Regions from separate parts of the Homo sapiens genome. Here region 2 is linked to region 1. A link is a loop called in an ENCODE intact Hi-C map of the cell type or tissue named here. Cell type or tissue: Caco-2. All regions are shown on one strand. Each heading gives the region's core, and the rest is flanking DNA. Links, peaks and the distances in the headings are about the cores only.

The links. Peaks named below come from ENCODE experiments on the same cell type or tissue, not always from the same donor. Only the 100,000 strongest peaks of a DNase experiment are listed, where the experiment ranks them.
Region 2: it touches region 1 in a loop (8-fold over the local background); 5 of 110 quality-filtered maps call a loop at or near these places.

Annotation. Positions count from the first base shown.
Region 1 is chr7:502,351-505,240 of GRCh38, reverse strand. All of the region lies in intron 4 of PDGFA (platelet derived growth factor subunit A), which reads left to right. Among named protein-coding and RNA genes, the nearest start is that of PDGFA, 16 kb to the left of the region's middle. RefSeq lists an enhancer at 766-1,543. In Caco-2, for the core only: no CTCF peak of the experiment used is centred there; DNase peaks (open chromatin) are centred at 780 and 1,450.
Region 2 is chr7:371,485-374,374 of GRCh38, reverse strand. No RefSeq gene overlaps it. Among named protein-coding and RNA genes, the nearest start is that of FOXL3-OT1, 82 kb to the right of the region's middle. RefSeq lists a silencer at 2,201-2,401. In Caco-2, for the core only: no CTCF peak of the experiment used is centred there; DNase peaks (open chromatin) are centred at 644, 1,224 and 2,424; H3K4me3 peaks cover 781 bases.

The DNA.
Region 1 (2,890 bases), core at 128-2,627:
GCTTGGGGCCTGGGGGCCGGGGTACCCCCCGTGGGGGTCCTGAGGACATTGTAGTCTGTTCTTTGGACTTGGCCTTCTTTTATGGAGGAGGTTTTTGTGAGAATCCAATATTCATTTTGTGTTCTTGGGAGAAAAATGTAGCTATTTCCTGGCCAGACAGAGGTGGCGGAACGGCCCGGAATCCTGGCATACTCAGAAACAGGTGCAATCATCGCTGTTTGTTTTTGTTTGATAAAAACGGGCTTGTCTGAGGAGGCAGTGGGTTCCCAGACGAGCGGCCGTGCCATGTGCCTTTCGCACGGTGCCCAGAGGGGTGGCATTTCTGTTGTGTCCTGGGAGCCCACGCGCCCGCGGTGGCCGGCCATCTCGAGTGGTTGAGAGCGAGCCTGCCCCTCGCCTGGGCGTCTGGTGTCTGGCCAGACGGGCCTGCGGTCTCTGCCGAGCCAGGCCCTGGTATCTGCCCTGCCGAGGGAACTAGGTGAGGCTGCTTGTTGACCAAAGAGGCTGTGCCATCCGGAGGGTCAGGGCCGGGAGCAGAACAGGGCGCCCTGCCCGAGCCCATCCCCACGAACCCAGATTTCAGAGCCCACCTGCCCCATGCCTCACTTGGCCACCCCTGCAGAGGCTGGGGGTGGGTGGGAGCAGCAGAGTATGGGTGCTTCGAGCCTGGGAGATGGCAGGGTGTGAGGCTGGTGCTGTTCCTCCTGCTGGGACCTGTGTCCAGGGCCTCCAGGGGAGGGGAGGAAGGAACTCGGTCCCTGCTGAGGCAGGAGGGGGCTGGGCCTGGTTTTGCGCACTGGGATCCCTAGTTACTTACTACCTGGGCAGTTCTTGACTCAGGGAGGGCTGAGGACATGCTTGCAGGGCTGGGGGTGGCTGAGGTCCCAGGTGGCCCTGCTGCTCCTCTTGGGGCTTTGCTGCAGTTCATCCTCGGGCCGGGCCTCTCCGACCCCAGGCCCTCAACAGGAGGGTGGCTCTAGACCCACTCTCTGCCTGTGGTGGGTGGGTGGTGGTACTGTGCTGAGCTTGGGGACCAGGGGGTGGGTTGGTTTTGGGGCTCTGGATTAGAATCCACGCCAGTGGCAGCCCACTCTTGAAGGCTGGCTTTGTCCTCGTTTCTGGGGCCTTCTGCATGTGCAGCCTCATTTATTCCTCAACTCCTGGGTGGGTGTGATTGGTCTCCGTTTTACAGATGGGAGGTGGAAGTGTGTGCACGGCCTGCGGAGGCCTCTCTCTGGAGGATTCTGTCCTGGGGAAAGGGGCAGATTGCCGCGGGAGTGTGGAGGCTGATCTGAGGCCTCCCGAGTGGAACGGAGCCCCATGTAGGAAGCGGCAGTGTCCTGGCCGCTTTCTCTCACGCTTTGTGACGTAGCGAAACCTCCCAGGCCAGGTCCTGTTTCTGAGCTGGCTCCTGACCCCAGGCGCCCCACGCCCTGCAACTGTTGAGCTCATACTTGGCTGTCTGCTCACGCCCCAGGCAGCCCAGACCACTTCACACGCCTGCAGGCACCCTTTGCACTGTGGGTTAACCATTAACTCAGCCTCGGACAAGCCTGGTCCCCAGCGCCTTAGGGACCGGCTTACCTTCGGAGCCTGCCTGGTCCCAGGGTGCAGAGCTGACCTTCTCCCTGGGGGCCCTGCTGATGCCCAGTCTCCAGAGTCTGGAGTCCCCCCTTCCCCCCAAGAAGGTTGGGAAACATTCCCCTCCTCCCTCCTTCACCCTCCTGACTGCCTGGGAGGCAGGGCCACTGGGCTGGGGGCATCTGGCCTTGGGCTGAGGTCTCCTCATTCACCCAGCAGCGTGCATTCCCCCACGCCCCTGTGCTCAGGGGGTGACCCGGCCTCCGTTTCCTTTCTAGCCTCAGTTTCCCCATGAACCGTGAGGGGTGAAGTGGGTGATCCATAGTGGCTGTTCTTGCATTTAGACCCTGCATGCGGCAGGGCTGGTTCCGTGGGCACAGATGGAGCGCCTGCTGGGTGCTCAGCTCCCCAGGGCCTGGGAGGGCAGGAAGGTGGTGGCTATTCCCTGGTGTGTGCTCCAGGGGGCAGGTGGGACAGCCTAGCAATTAGGGACAGGCTTAGTTAGAGCTTGCCTGCGCCTCAGTTTGTTCTGTAAATGGAGGTGCCAGTCTTGCCTCCTTGTAGCATGGTTGGGAGGATGAAATGAGTGCTGGGGTTTGGGCTGGGAGAGCCAATACTCTACTCATGCAGTCCCTGGCTGTGTATTAGGGGTCTGTTGATGCCAGGCGTGTGCGTGCTTGCACTCTGTGTGTGTAGTAAGATTCCCACGATGGGGCCCCTGTGTACATTACACATGCATGACTGGTGGGGGGTGGAGTTGCCTCCCCATGACAGGGTATGTGTGTGCATTATACAGGTGTGTGTGTGGGGTGGAGTTGTGTTCCCGTGACAGGGCCTATATGTGCATTATGTGTGTGTGTGTGTGTGTGTGTGTGTGTGTGTGTGTGTGTGATTTCTTGCCTCTCTTGTTGAATGCCTGAAGCTCCCCTCTCTGGCCTGGACTGGGCCATTGTCTGCCTGCAGCTCCCCGGGGAAGGGGCTGTGGAGGCAGGACCCCCATGTTGTGGTTTTGTGCCTGGAGAATTGAGGGCAGGCGTGGCTCGCAGACAGGCAAAGTCCAGTCCGAAGAGGGGAACCCAGCTGAGGTCTGGTTCGCTTTTGAGCTGCCTGTGCCTGATAGCCACGGCCTGCTGGCCTGTGCTCCTCCTGGATCATCTTGTGTAGCCTCGGTGATGGCCCAGGATCCCTGGCCCTGGTTTCCGAGGTCAGGCCTCTCCGAGCCCAAGGAGAGCCTCGGACCTGGGGGAGCCATGAGGGGACCCTGGGTATGGGTCTGCTGGCCCTGCTGCCTGGGGCCGGCGGGGAGGTG
Region 2 (2,890 bases), core at 254-2,753, 130 kb after region 1:
TGAGGCCTCCCAACTGGAAAGGGGGTCCCCCCCCGCTGGCCCCGCTGTTCCCTGGAAGAGGGAGAGGAACACGGCTGGGGAGGAACACGGCTGGCTCAGCTCATTCATTCACCGACTCCCTCAATTCATGCCCTTGGCACCATCACATAACAGAGGCCAGGTTCTTAAAACTTCAGAGAGTGTCGCTCGGAACTATTTTTCTGAACTCTTTCCTTCCCTCCCTCCCTCCCTCCTTCCTCCCTCCCTTCCTTCCCTCTGTCTCTTTCTCCTTCTTTCTTTTTTCTTCTTTCCTTCCTTCCTCCCTCCCTTCCTTCTTTCCCTCTGTGTCTCTCTCCCTTTCTCTCCTTCCTTCTTTTCTTTTTCTTCTTTTTTCACTCCCTCCCTCCCTCCTTCCCTTTCCCTCCCTCCCTCTCCCTCCTGCCCACCCTCCTTCCCTTCCCTTCTCCTCTCTTCTCTTCTTTCTTTTCTCTCTCTCCCTCCCCCCCCCTTCTTTTCTTCCTTTATGGTTTTTTGGTAAAGTGTGTTCACAAGTCCCAGGCCCTCCTAAGAGATAAAAGGGGGAAGGGTGCACGGAGCAGGTTCCACCGCCCAAGGTCCCCCTGCGGGACTTCTCCGAGTCTGGACTTTGCTTTAAACCCTCCTCCACTTTCCCTCGCTGTCAGCTGCAGGTGCGGCCTCTGCGTCCAGGCTTAGCTCCCTGCACGGTTGTTTCAAAGCCTGATGAAGCTGCATGGTGGGGAACCAGGCTCCAGGCATCCGAGGCCCGGATAGGCGGTCGGCCACATTTACGGTGCCAAACTCAGATCAAAGGCCGATGGAATGGGGCAGCCCGGCCCAGTCTCGGGTGCCCACAACAAAGCCCTGGCCCACTGGTCGCAGAGCACAAAAGGCCTGGGCTATGCAGCCTTACTTGTGTGGGGAAGGCCTCAGATAAAGCGACAGGGCATTCTCGGGGCCGCTGTCCCACCACAGAACCGCTCGTCACACATGAAACAGCAGATTAAGAATTTCCTTTTCTATTTTTGCTGCAAAATTTGCACTGGAAAGGGCTTGGTTTGGAAACACTCTCCCCTTTGAGCTGCTTGGCTGCAGATGAAAGGGGCGTCCAGCCTGCGGTCCGGCCCGGAGGGGGCACTTGCAGCCTCGGCAGCCTCCTCGGTGTGACGGCGATAAGGGATCAGAAACCTATTATCGCTGTGTTTATTGTGCTGGTTAACCATTAAAAACGGCGGTGGAGGTGGGGGCCGGGGTGATTTGTTGACTTGAAGAATGGTTTCTGGCTCTGCGAGCGCTTCTGGAATCCTTGCCCCTAAGCCCCAGCTTGGCGGCTGGGTGAGGAGGAAGCTGGGGCAGGTTTGGCCTCTGTGCCCCGGGGAGAAGAGAGACGCAGATGTCTGTCTGTGGGCTGGTGGTGCCCAGGTGGTGTCCGGCACCTTCTGGGGCTGACCGGCGGTTAAAGACGACGTGTTAGGGCCACACGTGGAGAAGTTTTCCTGCAGAGGAGGGGCCATCTCGGGGAGGGAATAGGGCTTGCTGGAGGCCTCACAGTGGGGAAGAGAAGGGGGTCTCTGCCCAGCCCTGCCCCACTCTCCAAGGGTGGAGCACAGAGTCTGGGTGAGAGGCACTGGCTGCGGTCCTGATGCCCAGGGGGTCGAGGGCTGGTGTGAGTGTGGACAGGGCTGCTTGGACTTGGACTACAAGCTCGGTCGTGGTTGCCCTCGGAGCGTTTCTTTCCTTTTTTGGCGTTGGGGGTGGGGAGTGGGAGAGTGTTAGGGTCTCACTCTGTCGTCCAGGCTGGAGTACAGTGGTGCGATCACAGCTCACTGCAGTCGCAAACTCCTGGGCTCAAGCGATCCTCCTGCCTCAGCCTCCCAAGCAGTTGGAACTACATGTGTACGCCACCGCACCCGGCTAATTTTTAAATTTTTTATAGAGACAGGGGCTCGACATGTTGACCAGGCTGGTCACGAAGTCCTGGGCTCGAGCCATCCTCCCGCCTCGGCCTCCCAAAACGCCGGGATTACAGGTGTGAGCCACTGCACGCGGCCTCCGTTGGGTCATTTCTGAGCCCACTGACCCACAGGCCCGTGAGGATGGCTGTCCTGAGTGCGGCTCACACTTTCTCCAGAGCCCGGCGTTCCGGCCACCCGAGCAGCACGCAGGGGAACGCAGGGAGCAGAGTCGCTTCGCTGGGGTCCCGTCCAGGCCCGATGTCTGCTGCTTGTGGCCGGGCGGGCCCAGCGTACATGGGGTGGATGTGTGGGGTGGACGTGTGGCCGGGCGGGCCCAGCGTCTCTTCTGCACAGGGTGGATTGATCCTGCCTCAAGGGCAGTCCGTGGAGAGGCAGTGAAGGGCCGCCCGTGAGGTGGGAAGGCCTGGTCCATCGTAGCTGCCTGTAGCCTGCATTGGATCCGAGCTCATATGGCAGCAGGAGGCTGTTGCTGAAGGCACCCCCGGCTCCCAAAGCCAGAAGTGGATTCGGCTCAGTTGCTGCTTTTCCCTCTTGCCTGGCTGGCGGGGCTGTTCCTTCATGGTCTCAAAGGCATTTGGGTCCGTGAGGCTTGACCTGGGTCTTCCAGGGAGGAGGAGAGGGAGGATCTCCCCCTACCAGGAAGAGGGAGAGAGGGGTAGCCACTCACCAGGGAGGAGGAGAGTGGGGGTCACCCCCCACCAGGAAGGAGGAGAGTGAGGGTCGCCCCCCACCAGGAAGGAGGAGAGTGAGGGTCGCCCACCACGGCCCCACCTCTGCATCCTCCTGGTAACAGGGCTCAGAATGGAGGCTCTTGGGTACATGCAGAGGGACACCCTCCCCAGACACCAGAGTCGTGATGTACAGCTCCGTGATTTCACACAGTGACTCTGTGAGGTCCATGTGCCCATTTCACAAGG